Linked DNA regions of Homo sapiens: region 2 is linked to region 1. A link is a contact called in ENCODE Hi-C data. All regions are on one chromosome and are shown on one strand. The core of a region is the stretch at or near the end of the contact, and the rest is flanking DNA. Distances in the headings are between cores, read along the strand shown. Region 1 overlaps LINC03066 (long intergenic non-protein coding RNA 3066). Region 2 has its middle 61 kb from the start of IRF4.

What was found. A loop is a pair of places that touch in the nucleus more often than their neighbours do. Pooled maps may share reads with other maps.
Region 2: a pooled map shows a loop between it and region 1 (2.3-fold over the local background). The contact joins two enhancer-like sites. A Hi-C loop is called at or near these places in 4 of 168 maps with a recorded cell type or tissue (CD4-positive, alpha-beta memory T cell, CD8-positive, alpha-beta T cell and naive thymus-derived CD4-positive, alpha-beta T cell) and 9 of 50 pooled maps.

Annotation. Positions count from the first base shown.
Region 1 is chr6:187,850-192,443 of GRCh38, reverse strand. LINC03066 (long intergenic non-protein coding RNA 3066) reads left to right here. Exons shown (of 8, transcript NR_126020.1): 3 at 2,795-2,968; 4 at 4,538-4,594. Among named protein-coding and RNA genes, the nearest start is that of LIRIL2R, 9.8 kb to the right of the region's middle. RefSeq lists an enhancer at 3,076-3,135. Within about 2 kb of position 2,628, at least 3 of the 41 ENCODE cell types and tissues checked have a DNase peak (open chromatin) inside an H3K27ac peak, as active enhancers do.
Region 2 is chr6:450,731-455,324 of GRCh38, reverse strand. No RefSeq gene overlaps it. Among named protein-coding and RNA genes, the nearest start is that of IRF4, 61 kb to the right of the region's middle. Within about 2 kb of position 2,069, at least 3 of the 41 ENCODE cell types and tissues checked have a DNase peak (open chromatin) inside an H3K27ac peak, as active enhancers do.

The DNA.
Region 1 (4,594 bases), core at 1,379-3,878:
GGGTGTGACTGGGCCTCCCTCAGCAGACGGTTTAGGTTGAGCAGTGAGTTCCTCCACATGTGGGGTCTGGGGCTGGCTTCGTGGGGTGACACCCAGGCTGTCCCTGCACTCAGAAGGGCCCACGCTTGCTCTGCTGTCACTGGATTGACATTCTTAGTCATTTTTGAACCATGGATCCCTCATTTTCATCTTGCAATGGGGCCTGCAAATCCTGTAGCTGGTCCTGGCCAGGCGTGTCTCCTGGAGCTGACTGGCTGGAGGCTGGTCCTCCACCCATGCTGGTCTTTGAGCTGGCCGATGCTGGTGATGTGGACCTTCAATACTTGTATGAACCATCCGTCACACAAGTACAGGTCTCGGTGAGTTCCTCATGCAGGGACAGCCCTGTACCTTCCTGCTGCCCTCTGCCCAGGCCCCAGCGGCAACAGCTCCTGTGGCTTCTCCAGCCCCAGCACGCAATCCGGGGCTTCATTATGAGCCAAGTGAGGCCAGCACCCCTCTGTCTTCTGGGGACTTCAAATCGCTTTGCATTTTCACTTCAAGGCAGCATCTCTGGGCCACCAAGGGCTGCAGGTGTCCAAGCAGAAATGGCCTCTGTCTGAGGCTGCTGCAGACGGTACTTGTACAGACAACAACCTCTGACCTTGAGGTCACCCTTTGGCCAATGACCTTCCATTGCTAAAGGAAATCAGGAAGCTCATAGGTTATGGTGCTCCTGAGCCAGTTTTCACACCACACTGCACTCTGGCTGGGGCTAAGTCCTTGCCCTCCCGCGGCACTTTGAGACAATGAATCATTCCCTTGTTGGGTGGGGAGGCACAGGTGGGTCCCTATCCAGGGATCATGACCAAACACACCCAGGCACCTGATGGCTGCCCCCAGCCCTCCCTGAAGAGCTCAATCACTCCTGTGGAGGTGGAGCTCAACAACACAACACTTCTCTGAAAAGAACTTTGGGCCTCAGGGCATGAGGGGGGTGTGTGATGTCATGGGGGCTTCTGGGCCCCTTTTCTGTTCTAGTGAACCAGAGAAGGTGATTGTGGCATCTCAGACCCCCAAGGAAGGGGGAGGCAGGGTGCAGCCACACAAACAAACAGTGAGCAAGTTCCCTGCGGGTTCAGAGCCCTGGCCTTGGCACCATCATTCACTCTGTAATCATTGAGTTGGTCCCCAGATCTTCCGCTGATTCAACGCTCATGTATTAACCTCCTGTCCATCTCAGTCGTGTGCTGGGCGAGGACCAGGACACAGGGAAGCCCAGTCACAGCCCCGAGGCACGAGACAGCAAAATCACTAAGCACAGAGCTATCAGGCCTCTGTTGCAGCGCTGGTAAAGCTCTAAGAAAGCACAGTTAAGCATCAGGAGGGTGTCACTGAAGAAGGGAGACTTAGGTTGAACTCCAGCTGGGACTCAGATGTGAGCAGTTGCCATGAGGCTCCTGAGAACTGTCTAGCTCCTGAGTGTGGTTCCCTCCCAGGTAGGACGGGAGGGGTTCAGGGGAGGCAGAGGCTTCTGACTTGCCTTCCACAGTGCTAGGGAGCCAATGTCTGTCCTTGAGCAACCATAGCAATGTAACAAAACTGGTTCTTTATGGTTTGGGGACTGCAGCACTTTGCAGAGGATTGGCTGGGGAAAGACAGGTCAGTAGACAGAGGCCCCCTGGAGGTGAAGGTGCAGGCTGGGGAGTGGGCGTGGGAGATACAGGGAGGCTTGGCTAAGGCTGGCATTAGGGAGCAGGAAGACACAAAGCTCTGTCTCAGGCTTCTTGCTTGGGTGTTGTTCTGGGTTGAATCCTGATTCTCTTTTCCTCGAAAAAGAAAGTTTCTATGTTGAAGTTCAAAGCAGTTCTTGAAAATGTGACCTTATTTGGAGACAGTGTCTTTACAGAAGTAATCAAGTAAAAATGAAGCGTTAGGGTGGGCCTTAATCCAATATGACTGGTGTCCTTACGGAAAGGAGAAATTTGGAGACATGGACACACACGGAGAACATGTGAAGATGAAGGCAGAGATGGCAAACACAAAGATGGCTAGCAAACCACTAGAAGCCCTCAGAGGCTCCAACTCCGCCAGCACCTTGCTCGCAAACTTCTTGCCTCCAGAACCGTGAAAGTATAAAGTTTCCGAGATCTTAGGCCCCCTGGTTTGTGGTTCTTTACAGCTCTGACAAACACACACAGATGCCTATGAAAGGGTGATGGCCTCAGAGGGCTAGGGGCTGGGGAAGCCAGCCGGTTTGAAGAAGAGAGCTTGTGTGGGGTGGGACCTGCTGAGGAGGGGTCCAGCTTGGAATGTGGGAGTTGTCAGGAACCCCTGATTGGAGCCAAGGAACCTCCTGGCACAAAGCAGTGAGTTACCAGTCTCAGGGGACACTTAAAATTGGAGCTGGCAAGGGGAAGGATTAACAAAGGTGGCAGAAAACAGTCACAGAGGTAGGACAGGGCAGAAAAAAAAACAAAAAAAACAGTCACAGAAGCAACGAGAAGAAACTGTTGAGAGGGTTGAAACCCTGGGGACAAAGCAAGTGGGAGCAGGCCGCCCCGTTGCTGTTGAACGCCCCGGGAGTTCCAGTCCAACCGGGAGGTTTGCCTCCCCACTCCGAAGGAGAGGGGGCTGCCCAGGGGGAAAGGACTGGCCTTCAGAGTGAAAGGAGATTTTCAGCTATTTGTTATTTTGGCCATTGTCCTAGGGCAGGGGCCGTTTCTGAAGTTTTATGTGGAGACTGAATTTAAATCCAGCCACTGAGCTGAAGAGAACAAGATGTACTTTTTTGCTTTCTCTCTTTTACTCTTAGAAACTTCATGATGATCAACCACACCTCACATTTGCTTCATTCAGTCTATGGACCAGGAAGAATTTTCTGTGACACATTCAGGTTCTTACTCATTTACAGAGTCACAGATCTGTCAGCCTGGGAACCGGCCCCCAAATGGAAGACCTAGGCAGTTCTGATGGGTCCATCTGCAAGGTATGTTTTGCAAAGGGCCCCTTTACGTTGAATTCCCTTTCCCTGAAACATGGCAGGGGAGGAAGAAGACACACACAAAAACCCTGTGTTCTGAAATAACAGGAATTCAGTGACAGGCCTCAGAGGCTTGTTGTGTCCTTCAAAAGTCATCCTCAGAGGTAGGGCCATGTCAATGTGAGAATCTGTATTCAAATGAGGAAGCCACCTTACCCATGAGGGCCCTTGTGCTGAATTTTATGGAAAGATCTGGAAGTGTTGCCCACACTCAGGTACTATTAGCAAGTGTGGGGTTCATCCGTACATCAAATAAGGGAAGCTGATGTAGAGATGAACCCGTGCCTGCTGATTGGTAGGATTCGGATCTGCAGGATTATATGTGTGACGCTTAGGAGTTGGGTACAACTTTGTTAAAACAGAAACATTTTCTCACCACACCAAAGAGGCTGTGGCAAGGCCTGCTTCTCCCACAATCATCTGGCTCCCTCTAGCGGGTCCCTGGCCACTGGACAGTGAGGTGGAGACTATGGTCTCGCCCACGCTAGCTGACCGACCCATCTGTCAACTCCAGCCCAGAGCTGTGGGGAAAGGAGTCGGGGAACCACCTGGAGGCTGAAATTCGGATGGAGCCCTCAGCTCTCAGGCACCCTCCTTCGTGAAGCCTTCCCAAGTCTCCCTGTGGTTTATCACACGCTTATGTGTGTTGATGTATCAGGCACATATTGCCTAAGAATTCACGTACGTCTGTCTTTTTCTCTAGACCATGAATAACTTGAGTATATATTTTTTCTGTGTTCATTTTTGTTTTCTTGGCACCTAGTACAGTGCCTGGGACAATAGTGTTAAAAAATAAGTGTTTAGGCCCAGCGCGGTGGCTCACGCCTGTAATCCCAGCACTTTGGGAGGCCGAGGCGGGCGGATCATGAGGTCAGGAGTTCAAGAGCATCCTGGCTAATATGGTGAAACCCCATCTCTACTAAAAAAAACATACAAAAAAAAGTAGCCGGGCGCAGTGGCAGGTGCCTGTAGTCCCAGCTACTCGGGAGGCTGAGGCAGGAGAATGGCGTGAACCCAGGAGGCGGAGCTTGCAGTGAGCCGAGATCGCACCACTGCACTCCAGCCTGGGCGACAGAGTGAGACCCCGTCTCAAAAAAAAAAAAGTGTTTATTGACTTAGTAAGGAAATAAAATGCCAGCTAATTCAGGCTCCTGTGCTCCATATACAAATAAAGGGCTGGCACTGCCAAAGTTAATCTATACAACAGTGGCTAAGCTCTTATTTCTAAGGATGCAGATATTGGGGGATATGAACCTTTCATAATGCACATATTTTGACAGAGTTAAAGCCTTAAGTTTTCTGGAAGAAATAAAATGTTAACTGGATCACTACACTTTTAACTTCCATAATCAAAATATAAAATCCTATAAACACATGGCAGGAAGGTTTTGATGTGTGACTTACTGGGAAAGCCCAGGGGTCTAGGGTGGCCAAGGGCAAGGGGAAGAAATTCGGGGCAAGGAAGCACTGACTGTCCATGTCTGATGGGGACTGAACATGCTCTTGTCTTTCAAGGGGAGTCACAGAAGTGTGTGATGAGGAGAGGAAGAGATACAACAGATGTCTTATGAG
Region 2 (4,594 bases), core at 820-3,319, 260 kb before region 1:
AGGTCTGTGGCCACTAAAAAGCAGAAAGTGTGACATTTGAAACAAAAACACAAGTGATAAAGAGCTTTGAGGCTGGACAGGTGAGGGGTGGCTGTCAGACGATTCACCTTCGCCTGTCACCAGACATGAAGACTAAGCCTTCCTCCCTGCACCACTCACCACCACCACAGCTGCCGTCCCTCACTGACTCACCAGAAATCGGGTTAATAGTCATCTTACTTGTTTGTATTAATCTTTCTGAATGTATGTATGGCTCCCATTTACTTCAATGCTTTGTATTAGAAGTGTGCGGGGTCTTTATGTAGAAATTTGGTGCTGTTTTTGTGACCAGGAATATGCCATAGGAACTTAACCCTTGTTTATATCAATTAGCCTGGGATCCAACTGGTTTCATTATATGTTGTTTCACTTACAATTTCCAAGAACCTATCAAGGACATTGAGGACTTACTGCATAGAAAAGCTGAGTGATACTATCAACCAGCTTCACTTAATTGACATGTATATGCTCTGCCACATGGCATAATTCACATTATTTTCAAATGCACATGGAACATTCACCAAGATAGACCATAAAACATTTGCTCATCTATTAAATAAATCTTACCCAACTTTAAAAGAACCGAACTCATATAAAGTATGTTCTCTGGCTACAACAGAATTAAAGTAGAAATAACAAACAGAAAGTTATCTGGAAAATTCCCAAGTATTTGGAAATTAAACACACTTCTAAATATCCCATGGGTCAAAAAAGAAATCACAAGATAACTTAGAAAATATTTTGAAATGAATGAGATAATACAATGTATCAAAAATTATGGGGCAATCTAAGGCAGTGCTGAAAGGAAAATGAACGTCATTAAATGCTTTCACTAGAAAACAAAAAAAGTCTCCAATCAACACACGAACCTTCCACCTTAAGAAAAGAGGACAAGGAGAACAAATTAAATCCAGAGTAAGTGCAAGGAAGGAAATAGTATGAGAGCAGAAAGGAATCAAACTGAAAACGAGAAAAGCCAAAGAAAAAGAATCTATAAAACCAAAATCAAATTCTTTGAAAAAAATCAATAAAATTGATAAATCCTTAGAGTGATGTAGAAAAAAAAAAGACACAAGTTGCTGATATCTGGGCTGAAAGCCTACCGACATTATGAGGGTGTTATGAACAACACTATGCCAAGAAATTTGGTATCATGGATGAAATGGACAAACTTGCAAATACAAACTACCAAAGCTCACTCAGGAAGATTTAGATAACCCAAATATTTTTGTATTGAAGAAACTGACTTCACAGTTTAAAATCTTCTCAAAACAAAAGCTCCAGGCCTAGATGTCTTCACTACTGAATTCTACTAAATATTTAAAGAATAATTATTTTACAATATAGGACTCTCTTAGCATATAGGAGCAAACTCTTTCCAATTCTTTTTCTAATTCCTGCGTTTCCCTAATGCCAAAACCAGATACAGACATTATGAGAAAAGCAAACTACTGACCAGTGACACTGATGAACATAGATGGTAAGGGTTTGATACAATGTTGCCAAGCAGAATCCAGCGATACACAAAAAGGGTAAAAAGCATGACCAAGTGTGGCTTACCCCAGAAGTGAAAGGTTGGTTCAACGTTTGAAAATTAACGAATGTAATTCATCTTCTGAAAAGATTTTTTTAAAAAAGAAAAACTGATCATCTCAATTGATGGAGCAAAAGCACGTTGGCTGTGGGTCCCGGCCTCAGCTCCCATGTCGTTTCTGCTGCTCACCCATCTGTGGCCTTTGCTAAAGGACTAACAGCCCTGAGTGGACTCCCCTCATCTGATGACAGGCAGAGCCATTCCGTCCTCCCTGTGCTGGAGCGAGAACTAGCGATGGTAATGGAATTGTTGCCTTAAGAGCTTGAGAAGCAAGAACGGGCACTCATCAGCGTCCCTGCCCTACTGGCCCGTGGAGGCAGCGCTGGGGGCTGGCCTCCTGAAAGAGGCAGCAGCGGCATTCCCAGCTGGCCCCCGGAGCATCACAGGGTGAGTCTGTGCCAGAAACGAGTCAGGCTCACACGCAGACCGTGGCTCAGGGCTCTGTGTGCAAAGGGCAGCTGGCCGTGTGTCTGATCCTTGCCAGAGGCAGCTGTGTCACCAGTTCCAAAATCCCATCAAAAGCTGCATTTAATTCAGTGAGCCACAGAGAGTCCTCAGAGATTTCTTAGCAGACCAGTAACGACTGCAGAAATGCTGGGAGTTATTGGAAATCCAGATCGCACACGTTAATTGTAACTGACAAGGGACCCAGGTGATGAGGATGCTAAGTTCACCAAAAGCACTGCTCAGAAAAAGGCACCCTTGCCTTGCCAACATCCCCAGGTCCCTGGGATCTGGCCAGGACCCCACATGGACTTTCACCGTAGCAGGCTATGGCTTCCTGCTGTTTCCTTGAGTGAGCTTGTGTGTCTGTCTCCCAGCTCCCCTGGAGTCGTGCCGAGAGCAGCTGTAGGTTCTTCTCCCCAGGTCAACCACATGGAGAGACAAGGAGGACACACGCAGGTGCACCCAAGGAGGGGAGGGGGGCACTCCATGCTGGAGCAGACACACTGCTCAGTTCCATTGGTAGCACTGCCATCCCTTCCACTAAAGGTTTTGCTTCGTAACGCAGTAGCCCCCTGTGTTCTCAGAGTCCTTTCCCCTGGCCCTTCCCATTCCAGGATGGGAGGCCCACTAGGTGTTCAGCCCTGGCTGTAGCAGTCATCTCCTGGGATGCTGGCTGGCGCATTTGTGCATTCATTGAAGCTGAGCTACATGACTTTTAGTGTCAGATGCTTCGAGTCTCTGGGGAAACTGGCTCAGGACAAAGGCATTTGGGATAGTTCAAAAATGGTAGGAAGCCTCAGAAAGTGAGACCAAGCTGGGTGAATTTAAGCAACATTTATCCAGCATATTGTGTAATGCCCAACCATTCATGTGTTCATTAAATTATAGCTATTTTTAATTTCTTTCAAGAAAAAAAAGAAATGGCCACAGGTCAGTTATAATGTAGCACATTTGACACCCAGCACCATGACTGCCTTACACATGGGAATCTATTTAATCTGAGGTGGGCTCTATTATCGCCATTTCACATTTGTGGAAACAGCCATGGAAGAACTAAAGAATTTGCCCCAGGTCCTCCCAAAAGCACCTGCAAGTTGCCAGGCACACCACCTCATCACGGACGCACTCCAGCCCCATAGTCAGGGCTGCCTTGCGCCTACAGCTTGGCCATCCCCGAATGACATCTTGGCTCCTGGCCTCGTCCGCACACCCCCAAGCCTGTTTACCCTACTACTACCTGGAACTGACTCTGGAACACTCTGGAACAAGCAGAGACTTTCCTAGGCTGAACTTAAAACTTCTGTGCCTGTTTGCCAAAAGCAAATCAAAACCTCAGACATGGATATGTCAGAGAAGCGGTGGCATTTCTTATTACTTCAGCCCCAGGCTGAAGGCTGGAGATTGATTACAAGCGACCCAGTGACATCAGGGACCCAGAACACTGCCATGCCCACCTTGTAGGTTTTTCTTAAAACGATCCCCTTACTATCCCCACACAGCTACCACAAGCAGAGGAGAAATCAGTAGTTGGAAAAAGGAACCATTCCTTCACTTTTTCTCCCTTTATACGTGAAGAAGGTCCTACCTTGAACCCAGCGGCAACCGCATAGTGCCCACAGCTGTGTCCTGGCTAAAGGACTGAGGTCAACCTAGCAGTGCTGGCTTCCTGTGGCTCCTGGAATGGCGTGGCCCCATGGGGTGAACAGACGCTGGGTCCTGGGAACAGTTAAGAAACGGAGCATGGTTCAGGGACCAAGCCCCTTACTGCGGAGAAGCCCTGTGTGCACATCTTCAGCTTCCCGAGCAACAGCATTCAGAATCCGTCCTGCGCTCCTCTGAATCCCCACGTGTCCGCCATTACTGGGTTCTTAGTCTTACTCACAGAATAAAGCAGTGGACCCTTGCAGAGAATGGTGCAGCTTCTTAAAGGCGGCGTGTGCGGGAGCGCGCCCCGTTTGTTCCTTCCTATATGCAGATATGTTAGCAATTTCTGCCTTCTGGGGGGTTCATGGTATCGCTGGTTCACGAGTGAAGCTACAAACCTCCGTGGTGAGTGTTAGAGTTCTTAAGGCAACACACCTGGAGTTGTTTGTTCCTGCCAATACATCCGGGGCCTCTAGCTTCAAATACGAAGCTGCAAACCTTTGGGGTGAGTATTACAACTCATAAAAGCAGTATGGACCCAAACACTAAACAATAAAATTTTTGGCAAAAAGCAAAAAAAAAAAAAAAAAAAAAAAAAAAAAAAAAAAAAACAAAGTTTCAACAGCATAGAAATAGACCAGAGCACGTTACTACCGTTGGCCCGGGCAGCCCGCTTTTATTCTCTTATCTGGCCCCCCCACCCACATCCTGCTGATTGGTCCATTTTACAGAGAGCCGATTGGTCTGTTTTACAGAGAGCTGATTGGTCCGTTTTGACAGGGTGCTGATTGGTGTGCTTACAATCCCAGAGCTAGACACAAAAGTTCTCCAGGTCCCCACTAGATTAGCTAGATACAGAGTGTCCATTGG